2 separate regions of the Homo sapiens genome follow, and region 2 is linked to region 1. Evidence: read pairs that join two places in POLR2A ChIA-PET (ENCODE). Cell type or tissue: Panc1. All regions are shown on one strand. Each heading gives the region's core, and the rest is flanking DNA. Links, peaks and the distances in the headings are about the cores only. Region 1 overlaps MYO15A (myosin XVA). Region 2 overlaps DRC3 (dynein regulatory complex subunit 3).

What was found. Peaks named below come from ENCODE experiments on the same cell type or tissue, not always from the same donor. Only the 100,000 strongest peaks of a DNase experiment are listed, where the experiment ranks them.
Region 2: POLR2A ChIA-PET joins it to region 1 with 5 read pairs; 2 of 35 experiments call an interaction of 5 or more read pairs at or near these places.

Annotation. Positions count from the first base shown.
Region 1 is chr17:18,160,409-18,165,408 of GRCh38, reverse strand. MYO15A (myosin XVA) reads right to left here. Exons shown (of 66, transcript NM_016239.4): 57 at 3,962-4,092; 58 at 2,730-2,824; 59 at 2,088-2,165; 60 at 1,571-1,667. Among named protein-coding and RNA genes, the nearest start is that of ALKBH5, 21 kb to the left of the region's middle. RefSeq lists enhancers at 4,049-4,188, 4,309-4,368. In Panc1, for the core only: no CTCF peak of the experiment used is centred there; no DNase peak of the experiment used is centred there.
Region 2 is chr17:17,975,314-17,984,010 of GRCh38, reverse strand. DRC3 (dynein regulatory complex subunit 3) reads right to left here. Exons shown (of 14, transcript NM_031294.4): 3 at 6,253-6,429; 4 at 67-183. The coding sequence starts at 6,412. It overlaps LOC107984989 (a long non-coding RNA gene), which reads left to right. Exons shown (of 3, transcript XR_001752801.2): 3 at 6,035-6,455. It also overlaps the pseudogene BRI3P3. Among named protein-coding and RNA genes, the nearest start is that of DRC3, 6.8 kb to the right of the region's middle. RefSeq lists an enhancer at 2,455-2,955. In Panc1, for the core only: no CTCF peak of the experiment used is centred there; no DNase peak of the experiment used is centred there; H3K27ac peaks cover 365 bases.

The DNA.
Region 1 (5,000 bases), core at 1-5,000:
GCGGGCAGCCTCTAGAAGCCGGAAAAGGAAAGGAAACAAATTATTCCCTAGAGCTTCCAGAAGGAACCTGGCCCTGATGCCATTTTCATTTTAGAACTTCTGACTTTCAGAATTATAAGGTAATATATTTATGTTTTTTTAAGCCACTAAATTTGTGATAATCTGTTATAGCAACAATAGAAAACTAATACAGCCTCCCTGGGCCTCAGTTTTCCCATCTGTAAATGGAAAAGCTAACAGTCTCCATCCACTTCATAAGGTTGTCGTGGGGATTAAAAGAGTTCACAGAATGAAATGCTTTTTTTTTTTTTTTTTTTGAGATGGAGTTTCGCTCTTGTTGCCCAGGCACGATCTCAGCTCACTGCAACCTCCTGCCTCACCCTCCTGAGTGGCAGGCAAACGTCACCATGCCTGGCTAATTTTGTATTTTTAGTGGAGATGTGGTTTCTCCATGTTGCTCAGGCTGGTCTCGAACTCCCGACCTTAGGTGATCCACCCGCCTCGGCCTCTCAGAGTGCTGGGATTAAAGGTGCAAGCCACCACACCTGGCTTTTTTTTTTTTTTTTTTTTTTTTTTGCAGATAGAGTCTCACTCCATCACCCAGGCTGGAGTACAGTGGCATGATCATGGCTCACTACAACCTCCGCCTCCCAGGTTCAAGTGATTGTTGTGCCTCAGCCTCCTGAGTAGCTGGAATTACAGGTGCACACTACCATGGTTGGCTAATTTTTAGTAGAGATGGGGCTTCGCCATGTTGGCCAGGCTGCCCTGAAACTCCTGGCCTCAAGAGATCCACCCGCCTCGGCCTCCCAAAGTGCTGGGATTACAGGCATGAGCCACCACACCCAGCCTGAAATGCTTTGAATTATACCTGGGGCACAGCATCCGTTCAATAAATATCAGTTATTAGGACCGTTTTGTTACCTGCCATTCTCCCCTAATGTCTTAGCTGGACTTGGGCAGGCAGGGCTGATGGCACATGGCTGAGGACTGAGGCAGCAGTAGGGAGAGCTGGCTGGGGGTTGCTGGAGCTGACCAGCTGGTGACAGGAGGGAAGACCATGATCTAGAGTGGGCAGTCAGCAGATGGAAGGGGCTTTGGGATGCATGACGGTCACCTAGGGTCCCAGGAGCCCTCGAGAGGGGCTAGTGACACCTCGGGAGGGGCTTCTCTGGCCATTATTAAGGCATGAAAGGCAGGAAAGAAGGCTTGCACCTATAGGTTCCTATAGGTTCCATAATATGCGGCGCTATTAATGGAAACCTTTCCAGGATGTAATCTCCTTGAGGGCACGGCCTGTGTCCTCACATTGAGCATGTCCTGAGGGACAAAGGGAGGGATGAGAGAGGGCTCTCATCATAAGGTGAGGCAAACTAAGCAAAGCAGAAAGGGACAGATAAAGGGCTGGGCGTGCTTGGTACACACAGAGATCCTTCCACATGGGGGTCAAGGGGCTTCCTGGAGGAAGTGGCACCTGACTTGGGCCCTAAAATCTGGGTGGAGGGCCCCACATGGCACAAGGCCCGGGGATGGGAATGGGCCCAGCATGCTCAGTCTTCCTGGCACTCACCACGGTTGGTGACAACGAAGATAACATATTCATTGAAGGCCTCAGGGCGTGTCAGAGCCATCTCAGCACATATCTCTTCCACCACGTCCAGGGCCACCTGGGGGTGGGGCGGAAGAGATGAGGCCATGCCAGTTGGGCTTGACCTCTGTCCTTCTGGCCCCACTCAGGCCCCCAGAGGCCATGTGTGGAGTTCCTCAGCCCTCTTCACAAAGGCGCACAATCCTCTGAGGTCTCTGAGAATCAGCCTCAGGCAGGGAAAGAACACAGCTTGTGGTCTGAGACTTAGGTTTAAAATCTGCTTCTGTCCCTTTTTTGCAGGATGACCCTGAGCCAGAGGCTTAACCTCTCTGAGGTGCAGTTTGCTCTTCTGAGAAATAAGTCCTGCCTTGTGGGGCTGTGGGAGAGCCTGGGAGGGCTCAGCATCATTGGGGGCTTACTCCACCCCCATCCTGGAGCCTGGGCTGTCCTTGTCCCTGCCCCTCCAGTACCTGGCTGCAGGAGACATTTCTTCACTTACAGTGCATGTTTTGATTTTGAGATGGCGTTCAAGGCCTCCAGGAAGAAGAAAGAGTTGCCTCTTGGAACTGCGGCCTGCCTGGGGTAGATAGGTGGGAGAGGGATGACAGGTTGGGTCCTAGGATCTGGGACAGCCCTTGTCTCCTGCCCTGGGAGTTCCCAAGCCAAAGGATCCTGGGCTGGCACGTGTAGGAACACTTGAGCACCTGGACCGCGCAGGGCCTGTCTGCAAGCCCCTGAGTGCAATGCACCTGACAGAGAGGTCTCTGGGCAGGGCTTGTGTCTCCCATTCATTTTTTTGTGTGTGTTTGTTTTTGTTTTTTGACATGGAGTCTCGCTCTGTCACCCAGGCTGGAATGCAGTGGCACGATCTTGGCTCACTGCAACCTCTGCCTCCTGGGTTCAAGTAATTCTCCTGCCTTAGCCTCCCGAGTAGCTGGGATTACAGGTGCCTGCCACCATGCCCGGCTAATTTTTGTATTTTTAGTAGAGACGGGGTTTCACCATGTTGGCCAGGCTGGTCTCGAACTCCTGACCTCAGGTGATCTGCCCGCCTCAGCCTCCCAAAGTGCTGGGATTACAGGCATGAGCCACTGCGCCCAGCCTCCCATTCATTTTGAACCCACTCCCACCCTATGCTCACCAACATGGCCCGAAGCTCTATGCTGCTGGGGAGCTCCAGACGACCTCCGAAGCGCAAGGTTTTCTGCAGGTTCTGCTCGCAGGCCTTGGCGATCCCTGCAGAAGCAGGGAGTTCAGGCCTCGCCCAAGGTGGACTGTGGGAGAAAGGGGCTCGCTCCTCTTGCCACCAACCATGAGCCCACTGCATTCTCTCCACAAGCTGTGGGGAAGGCATTTACTCCCCCATTTGACAGTTGAGGAAACAGTTCAGACAGGGACAGTGACTTGCCCAAGGTCAAGAGCTAGAGGTTAAGAGCTGGATTTGAACCCACATCCCATGTGGCTAAGGACCTTTTATCTAGCCCATAGTCCCCTTGGCAACCTATACGCCTGGAAACCGCTGTCACCCTGAGCTGCTGACTGGGGAGCTTGTATCTCACAGGCTCTGTGGCTAGGGTGATGCAGCTCTGCTCATGCCAGCTGGGATACCCTGCCAGCTGCCCTCCCTCACCCAGGCCTCCCAGTGCAGGAGACCCCAGCATCAGTGCTCCATTTCTCTTGAGTCAAGAGTTCTAGGGCACATTCTGCTGCTTTTATGCATCTGGGAGCTCTTCCATAGGGAGCTGGGTCTATTCATCTGTGGGTTGAATGTTTGTTAATTGAATCAGAGAGAAGCATTCAGAGGCAGGAAGGGTAAGGTCTCCTATCTCCTCCACGGCTGCCATGGTGACTACAGGGGCCCCAGCCTCCTTCTTAGGGAGCCCCAGGGGTTGCTATGGAAACAACGCTGAAGAGTGGCCCCCCCTTTCTCCATATTCTAAGGGGGATGATACCAGCTTGGGCCCACCTCTGCCCAGATCCCTCAAGACCCTTGCTGAGTCCCAACAGTCAGAGAGGCAGGGCCGCACCCCAGTACTCTGGATTCTTGCCCACCTCCTTCTCTTCTCCCACGTACCACATATTCCCACTCCTGTCTTTGCTCCTGTCACTCACTCCACCTGGAAATCCCTCCTACCCAGGGCAATACTTCCTCCAAGGAGTCATCCCTGACCACCCCCTCCATTAGATCAGACAAACCACCACGCCAGCCCCTGTGAAACCTTAACAAATGTTTGGGGAGTATATTAATATTGGTAAACATTGCTCAGCACCTGTGAAGAGCGAGGCCCTCTGGGTTTCCCCTCCCACCAGCTGTCCACCCAGTCCCCAAGGGAGAAGCATGCAGCCCTGGGTTCCCACTCATTGACCTCTCACCCTGAAAGGGCAGGCCTGGGGTCCGGCTCACGTCTTGGAGGAAGCGAGTGAGGTGTGGGTGGAGGACCTCAGAGCAGCTGTGGTAGGCGGTCACGATATACAGCAGCCTCCAGCCTCGCTGGCAGCTGTCCCTGCAAGGACACATGGGGGCTACAGCAGAGGTGGCCACAGCACTAGAGTGTGCCAAGAGCCTCCTGGGATTGAGCTGAGACAGATTCCAACTCTCAGGCAGCTCCTGTCCCCTGAGGATGCCCCTCCCTGCGCAGTGATATGCAAAAGGCATATTCTGCTTGGGAAGTCAGGATTGGGGATAGGGACAGAAGGGGATGGGGCCCCAGACATCTTCCCCAGGTAGGGGAAGCACTGCGACTCTTTCCTCTCCTATTCTTCTCTTCTCTGCCTCACAACAGGTAGGGGATCTCTCTAGGGAGGCTTCTGGGAAAAGGGGAAGCTGCTGAGACTGTGTAGAGGTCATGCCAGGTAAGGCCCAGGGCTGGGAGGAGCAGGAGGACAAGCTGAGTGGTTCTAAAAATCCTGAGGAGATGGAGAGCAAGTGAGGAGGTAGTACAGATGGAGACAGGAGGGTGGACCTGATGGTAACAAGAGCATGCACACATTGGGCACGTACTGTGTGCTGGCCCTGCATGAGTGGAACACAGTAATTCATCTTCACATGGTCCTGGGTGTGAGGGTTTCATTTGTAGGGATATCTGGTGTCTGGGAACAACACTTGGGCTTCCTTTGGGAAACCACCCACCCCGCTCTGGATCCCTGTGGTTTGGAGATGGGCATGGAAGTCAGGTTTGGTCAATGTGAACACCGCAGCCCCTGGCCACAGTGATTGGCCCAGGGATAGGCATAGTTGGTTCAGGGTTGAGCATGTGACCAACTCAGGCCTGTAAGGCTGGATTTAAGAATTTCTACAGCAAATATTGGGTCAGTCTTGCTTTCTCTGGGATTGCTGAGCTGTTGCCCCAGACCTGCCACCTTGCTACTCTGTGCGAGAGGCTGTTTGGGAATGATCAACACAGAGGAAAGC
Region 2 (8,697 bases), core at 1-5,000, 180 kb after region 1:
GAAGGCAATAACCTTGTCAGGGTGTCACCTTCGATTAGGGTGGACACACAGAGGAAAGGGCCTTACCCAGCCAGACCAGGTGTGCGAGGTTCTCCAGGCCCTCGATCTTCTCAATGATGTTATTGTCCAGCTGCAGCTTCCTCAAGTTCTCAAACTGCCAGAGGTTGTCTATGCGGAGGATGTCTGAAATAATGGAAGGTGATTTCAGTCTCAGGTTAGGGTCAGAGTTTTGTGCTAGTGTACAGGAGGAGTGAGGCAGAACCACACAAAAGGGACCTAGAACTCTTCTGCCCTGCCCTGGAGTACGCAGGCACCCTGGAGATGTCGGCTGAGCATCGAGGAACATTGTGTCCCTATGAGGTGGGCGGGGATCGGTACTGCCACCCAGAGCCACAGAAAGACCTAATAGGTTTACTAGGGTGGAGCTAAAAAGTTGCTGGGGTGGAAGTGAGCTGGACCTGGCTGGGCAGGAGACTCGCTTGTGCTGTTTCTGGGGCCAGGCCAGGGACTCTCCAGGAGGCTGGTCCACCTTAGGACACAGGACACAGACAGAGGCCTTCCTTCCACAGTGTGATAAATAGAATGAAAACATGTGTCTCTGTTGGTAGGAGGGTTGATTGCCTCATTCAGCCTTTTTGGAGCACTGTTTGGCAATGTTTTTTGAAATATTTAAAGTCAGTGCCCTTTGAACTATAATTTCTCTACATGGAATCTATCTCCACACTGTATATATGTCCAAAGGAATCCCTCAGGCACGTAAGGGGCAGAAAAGCTCCCAAATGTCCATACGTAGGGGATGAGATAAGTCATCCATGCAAGAACGAGGCAGGTTCCTGATATCACGGAAGTGCCTGGCCCCTGTGGCCTGTGAGGACCACCCACGCCAGCTACACAGCTGGTTCATTCTGTTTGCTAGGTAAGCCAGAGTTTGGTTTCTGTCACTGGCAGCCAGGAGAGTTCTGAAAAACACATATGTATAAGTAAATATGTACTGTATATGTAACACTCTAGAGGCCAAACTTGTCTGCCAGGTTTTCCCAGAAGCCACGTACAGCTCTGTTGTTTATATGCTCCTTTTTTCCATATTTGCTTTTGTAATGATTTCTAAAATTTATAAAATTAGAATATGCTCATTAAGGATGGGCGCAGTGGCTCACGCCTGTAATCACAGCACTTTGGGAGGCCGAGGCGGGCGGATCACAAGTTCAAGAGATCGAGACCATCCTGGCCAATGTGGTGAAACCCTGTCTCTGCTAAAGATACAAAAAATTGGCTGGGCGTGGTGGTGCACGTCTGTAGTCCCAGCTACTTGGGAGGCTGAGGCAGGAGAATCGCTTGAACCAGGGAGGCAGAGGTTGCAGTGAGCCAAGATCGCGCCACTGCAATCCAGGTGACAGAGCGAGACTCCATCTCAAAAAAAAAAAAAAAAAGAATATGCTCATTAAAAGAACTGAAATAATACAGAAGTGAAAGAAGTTTTCAAAATTGGTGCTGTGGGCCAGGCGTGGTGGCTCACGCCTGTAATCCCAGCACTTTGGGAGGCCAAGGTAGGCAGATCAGGAGGTGAGGAGGTGGAGACCATCCTGGCTAACACAGTGAAACCCTGTCTCTCCTAAAAACACAAAAAATTAGCTGGGCGTGGTGGCGGGCACCTGTAGTCCCAGCTACTCGGGAGGCTGAGGCAGGAGAATGGCGTGAACCCAGGAGGCGGAGCTTTCAGTGAGCCGAGATTGCGCCACTGAACTCCAGCCTGGGCGACAGAGCGAGACTCCATCTCAAAAAAAAAAAAAAAGAGATGGAGACCATCCTGGCCAACATGGTGAAACCCTGTCTCTACTAAAAATACAAAAATTAGTTGGGCGTGGTGACACGCGCTTGTAATCCCAGCTACTCTGGAGGCTGAGGCAGGAGAATCGCTTGAACCCAGGAGGCAGAGGTTGCAGTGAGCCTAGATTACGCCACTGAACTCCAGCCTGGATGACAGAGTGAGACTGTTTAAAAAAAAAAAAAAATTTGGTCCTGTGGCTGGGCATGGTGGCACACACCTGTAATCCCAGCACTTTGGGAGGCCAAGGCCGGTGGATTGCTTGAGACCAGGAGTTTGAGACCAGCCTGGCCAACATGGAAAAACACTGTCTCTATAATAAAAATACAAAAATTAGCTGGTGTCCCTGTAGTCCCAGCTACTCAGGAGGCTGAGGCAGCAGAATCACTTGAACCCAGGAGGCAGAGATGCAGTGAGCCAAGATCATGCCACTGCACTGCAGCCTGGGTGACAAAGCAAGACTCTGTCTCTAAATAAATAAATAAATAAAAAAAAATAAAAATCGGTGCTGAGGCATTGTGCCTCAGAGGAGCCTGAGCCAGCCAGTCTGCTGCATCCCTGCCACGTCCCCCACTGTGTCCCCTGCCAGGACCGACTGACCTGAGCCGGGCTGCCATGGACCACACGCCCCTGCTGTGGGAGTGGCTGCCCACCTACAACCTAGGGGCCGGCCAGGGCAACTATGCATGCAGCTTGCATGGCTACAGCGTCATCCCTGCTGCCCATCCCTTGCTGCTGCCCGCCCTCCCCTTACCTCATCACAGGGATACCCAACCACCACCCCAGGGTCTACAATGACCACAGCTGGACTATCACTTGGTACCCTGCCAATGCCATCGCCATCATGAGAGGCTGTCCCGTCTGCAGGGATAGGGTGCTGGAGGACTGCTTCACCTTCCTGGGAATCCTCCTGGCCATCATCCTGTTCCCCTTTGGGTTCATCTGCTGTTTTTCCTGGAGGAAGCAAAGATGCCCCAACTGCAGAGCAGCCTTTGCTTAAAGGGAACTTACACCTGGCTTTTCTACACCCAGCTCTCTTTTTCTAATGTACAATAGTTTTATTTGATTAAGCTTCAGGACTGTTTTGTAAAGTGAGGTGCGACAGATGTGGCACGCGGGAGCCAGGGTTTCCTGGAGCGTGGAGAGGCAGCGCTGCTGCTCCTGAGGTTAATGAGAACTCAGTAAAGCACTGCTTTTATTTTTTGCAGTCTTCAATTTGAGAAAGGTGAAATATAATGTTTTCAATAAATGAGATTCATGCCAAAAAAATAAAAAATACAAATACAAATTAGTGGCTAGGTGCGGTGGCTCACACGTGTAATCCCAGCACTTTGGGAGGCCGAGGTGGGCAGATCACGAGGTCAAGAGATCGAGACCATCTTGGCCAACATGGTGAAACCCCGTCTCTACTAAAAATACAGAAATTCACTGGGTGTGGTGGTGTACACCTGTAGTCCCAGCTACTCTGGAGGCTGAGGCAAGAGAATCACTTGAACCCGGGAGGTGAAGGTTGCAGTGAGCCTAGATCGTGCCACTGCACTCTAGCCTGGCGACAGAGTGAGACTCCATCTCAAAAAAAAAAAAAAAAAAATGCTGGGCGCAGTGGCTCATACCTATAATCCTAGCACTTTGGGAGCCTGAGGCAGGCAGATTGCCTGAGCTCAGGAGTTCGAAACCAGCCTGGGCAACATGGTGAAACCCCATCTCTACTAAAATAAAAAAAATTAGCCAGGCGTGGCCGCATATGCCTGTAGTTCCAGCTACTTGGGAGGCTGAGGCAGGAGAATTGCTTGAACTCAGGAGGCAGAGGTTGCAGTGAGCTGAGATCGCACTACTGCACTCTAGCACTCCAGCCTGGGCTGGGCGGCAGAGCGAGACTCCGTCTCTACAAAAAAAAAAACAACAACAATAAAACAAAACAAACAAACAAACAAAAAAAAAACATACAGTCCAGCTGCCGTTTCAATATTCATTCAGAGGGGCAGAGCCTGCCTGTGAGGTTGTGAAAGTCCCAGTGGGAAAGTGGGGAACCCCTCCTAGCTCCCCTCCCTGCACAAAGTTCTGGGGAGGACAGGGTTCTCTGACCCAGGTCCAGAGGGGCACACCGCCCTTCCCCTAGAGCTGGATTGCTGCCCTGCACCTCTCCTGGGTTCCCAGGGCTGGGTGGGACTGCCCTTCCCTTAGAGCTGGATTGCTGCCTTGCACCTATCCTGGGTTCCCAGGGCTGGGTGGGACTGCCCTTCCCCTAGAGCCGGATTGCTGCGTAGTGCCTCTCCTGGGTTCCCAGGGCTGGGTGGGACTGGTGCCTGTTCTTCAGCTCCCTGTTTGTGGCCAGATTTCCCAGAATGATACTGGCCACAATTCCCACCTGTGCTTCCAGGGTGGGGCCAGTTCTGCCCCAGCCTCCCGGCCACCTCCCAACCCTGGGTTGGATTTTCCAGGTGCCTTTTCTGGCCCTGATCTGACAGCCCCCCAGCAGTAGCACTCCCCCTGTGGCTCCTGCACACCGGGTGCTCTGCCACACACGCCAGCATGCCGGCTTTTTCCCAGGTGTCAGCAGTTCAGGAGGAAAAGCCAAAACAACACAACAAATCAGGATGTACTTGGCAGTTAGCTCTAAATGAGTTACCAGCATGACAGGACTGCCAAAAAAAGCCGATTTAATCTTCAACAAAGACACTAAATCTGCCCCTGTGGCCACCACCTCGGCCAGGCCTGTGGTCATCACTCACTGGAGTACAGCAGTGGCCATCTTACTAGATCCTTGCCTCGGCCCCTGGCCTCCACGGTCTATCCTCACGCAGCCAGCAGGGTCCTGTGAAATCCTAAGTCCCATCCTGTCCCACTTCTGCTCAGGACCCTCCCGGGGTCCCCACTTCACTCACTGTAAGAGCCAAACACCTTCCACTGTCTCCAAGCTGACACCATGACCTCCCCGACCTGTCTCTCCACAGTGGCTTCCTCAGCAGAGATGATAAGGCGGGGTCCAGCCTGCCCCAGGCCCTTTGCACTGGCTGCTCCACTTTCCCTGGTGGATCTGCACAGCAGCTCTCTCCCTTGCCTACCTCAAGTTGTTGCTAAATTGTTACCTTCTTGGTGAAGCCCCTGGCCACTCTATAAAACACTGTACTCCACCCCCAACTTCCCTTTTCTCCTCTCCTTCCTTTTTTCCTCCACACCACATATTACGTTTAGCAAATAGTATTATTTTCCTTCTTCATTTTATTTAATTGTCCCCCATCAAGTTGAATGTCAGCTCCATGAGGACAAGGCTTTTGTCTTTTTTTGCTCATAGTTGAATCCCTAGTGCTCAGAACAGTACCTGGCATGTAACAGGCAGGTGTTCAATACTGGCTGCATGAACCTCAGGTTGGGGAGGGGAAACAGAGGGCAAGCGGTCAGCTGCAAAAGCCCCCTCCTGCCGCACCTGTTCTGTGCCCCTTTACCCCTCCCGGGGCTGTGGCTCAGGGCCCTCCCTGATTGGGTGGTCAGCCCTGGGAGCCTATGGGCTTCGTGGGGCTGTGCCTGGGCCATGCCTGACTTGCCCACTGTCGTGTCCCTGGCTCTGGCAGCAGGGCTGGACTGAGGCAGGGTCTCAATACCTCCTTGTTGTTGACTGGATGCCGGCCAGCCTAGGGGCCCCAAGACAGAGCACGAATGTGAATCAGACCAGGTCACTCTGCTGTGGCCTTGCCTGCACATGATACAAAGGGGGGTCTCAGGATCCCTGCCCACCTCTCTCACTGCCCTCGTACTGCCTCTGCCTTCACTTACTGTGCCTGGCTTGCTGTGTGAGCCAGGCACTGTGCACGTGCTGTCTCACCTTGTCCCCCCACCCAATGCTCGAGACAGGGATGACAGCCATCCCATTCCACAGACGGGACATTGAAGCAGTGAGGGTCCGCCTGGTCCTGAGCCACATCTTCTCACTCCTGATGTGCCTCCCTGCCTCAAGGGCCTGTGCTCCTCCTGCTACCAGCCTGTCTTTGGTCACCCCTTCCCTGAAGCTGCCATCCCAGTGCCCGCTCTCATTCTCCCACACTTCCTACCCTCTGCTTCTGGCTACGTGGGACTTCCTAGGCTCTGCCTGCCAGGGACCCCCACTCCAAGGACACCCATGTGGAGTTGTGTGATGGAAACAGCATAGTCTTGGGGGCTCACTTAGATTTGGCGTGGGACAATTTTATCTTGTTTTCTATTCTTATTCAGAATCCGGAGCGTCGTGGATATTCAAATGATGAAGACACTAAGTATGACGCTTTACAAACATCTGTGCTGCTCCTATGCCTTGTAACCCAGGTAGGCCCTAATGCTGATGTGGGAACCTCGACCGTGGACTTTGCATGGAATCCTGGGGCTTGAAGATGGAGCAGAGAAAGCCAGGGAGGGCCCACCCTGGCCACCACCCCTGAACCTTGGATACATACTCCGAAAGTCCAGCTGCAGGGACAGGACATCCTTGAAGAGGATGCCCTCCTGCTTGGCCAGCTGCCCGGCCTCCTCCTGGGGGCCCTGGTCCCCGACGGCCAGCTTGAGCATGTCATCGTCCATCACCCTCGGCTCCATCGAGTTGCACGGCTGGTTCATCTTCCCCCACGTTTTCCCTAAAAAACACCGCATTCTTCCTTCACGGCCTGCTTCTTTCTCTGTTTGAGGGCAGGGTCTGGCTGAGGTTTCCCCCTGTAGTGTCTTGTGGCCACTGGCACTCTGAGGAATGCCCCACGCCCAGCCCTGGGTCTGCTGCATCTCGGGGTTTGTATACTTACGCCAAGGCTGCTCCAGGGCTTCCTGGCAACCACCTGGGCCTGTCCACAGGGTTTCATCCCTTGACCCTACAGCCACAGCTGGGACCCTCGCTGGACCCACTGGACTGGTGTCCACACTGGTCTCCCTAGCCTGTGATCTTGACTCATCTTATGACTGTGGCCCTGTGTCAGGCCTCTGACTTTGTATGCCCATCCTCACTTGGGCTTGTGGGTACCAACCACTGACTGTGCTCCCTGGGCAGCCCCAGCCAGGCCTGTCAGCCTGCAGCTCCTCTTCCTTGAGCACCTCACCCCCTCCAGGCCGTCATGTGTGTATGCCCCACACCACACCACAAGCTTCTCCTGGTGCAGAGGGAGCCCCTGACCCAAGCTGCCCATTCACGTCCTCCCCGTGGGAGATGTGAAGTTGAGGCTGTGGAATGAGAGTGCCCATCGGAGCTGGCTGCTTGAGCTGGGGAGGAATAGGGAGTGTGGGCTGGCTGGGTACATAGTTAAGCAGAGAGCAAGAGGGGGAGGAGGCAGATGCACAGAGAAAAGCAGAGATGGGAACCTGGGAATCAGAAAACAAAAGACAAAGGACAGACAGATCGACACAGACAGAGGCTGCCTCCTTCTTGCTGGCTTTCCAGTCCCTAATGTCCCTAGGTCCAGGCCTCATGAGAGTTTCCTGTTTCTCACATGAAATCCTCTTCTACTTAAGCTAGCTCCAGTAGGTTATTTTTTAATTTAATTAATTTATTTTTTTTGAGACAGAGTCTCGCTCTGTCGCCCAGGCTGGGGCACAATGGCGCGGTCTCAGCTCACTGCAACGCCCGGATTCAAGCGATTCTCCTGCCTCAGCCTCCTGAGTAACTAGGATTTCAGGTGTCCACCACTACGCCTGGCTAATTTTTTGTATTTTTAGTAGAAACGGGGTTTCACCATGTTGGCCAGGCTGGTCTCAAACTCCTGACCTCAGGTGATCCACCTGCCTCCGCTTCCCAAAGTGCTGGGATTACAGGCATGAGCCACCGTGCCCAGCCTCCAGTAGATTCTGTTGCTAATGGTCCAGAGGGATTTGACTGAGACACCACAGCACAGGGGGGATCTGTAGATTTGGTCAGTCACAATGTGAGGCTGACTCCAGGCTGCCGTTCGTGGCTGGACCACATTCTCATCCTTATCAACCCTCTTGGTGAGGACATCCAGGAGGGATATTTTCCCCCACTTTCCACCCCTGATTCTTGCCTCCCTGCTGGCCCTACTTCCTATCTTTGTCTACATGCCTTCCCAGCATCTGGGCCTCCCTGAACCTCCTGTCCTTCTGCCCTGCTGGTCCCTGATGCTAGGCAGCCCCTGTGCTCTGTTTTTCATTCCACTGGGCACTGCTGGAGAAACTCCTGGTGCAGGGCTGATGGTGTCTGCTGAAAAGCCAGGTTGGGCCATACAATCCTGTTACCTGGTCTTAGAGACTTCCCTCTAAGACTGCCCTCCTCTTGCCTCCCTGACCATCCACTTGGATGCAGCTTCTGCAAATATGCATCCTCTGCCCTGAACTGTCCCTCATCAAATGTCCCAATGAGCTCTTGTGCACACTTCTCTCTTGCTTCCAGGGGAGGCATAGCCTCCACACCCTTCAACCCCTACCCCTTCTCCACCTGTGCCTTCCGTCCTCCCAAGACCTTGGTCCTTTTCCTCCCACTCTCTCCAATCTGTTCACACTGGCTCCACCTCGTTGGGGTGACTGATTCTACCCCCAAAGACAGTTCCAGACCTCGGCCTCTCTCTAGCTCCCCACTCTTATGCAATGGCTTCCCCTGCGGTTTCCCATAACTTGTCATCAACTTGTCTTTGGGGGAATTTTAATGTGTTATATTTGGCTGATGTTTTCTGCAAAGTGTTTGGCCTTTTTTTTGGGGGGGGGGTGGGGAGGTCAGGCGCGGTGGCTCACACTTGTAATCCCAGCACTTTGGGAGGCCGAGGTGGGCGGATCACAAGGTCAGGAGATCAAGACCATCCTGGCCAACATGGTGAAACCCTGACTTTATTAAAAATACAAAAATTAGCTGGGCATGGTGGCGCATGTCTGTAATCCCAGCTACTTGACAGGCTGAGGCAGGAGAATCG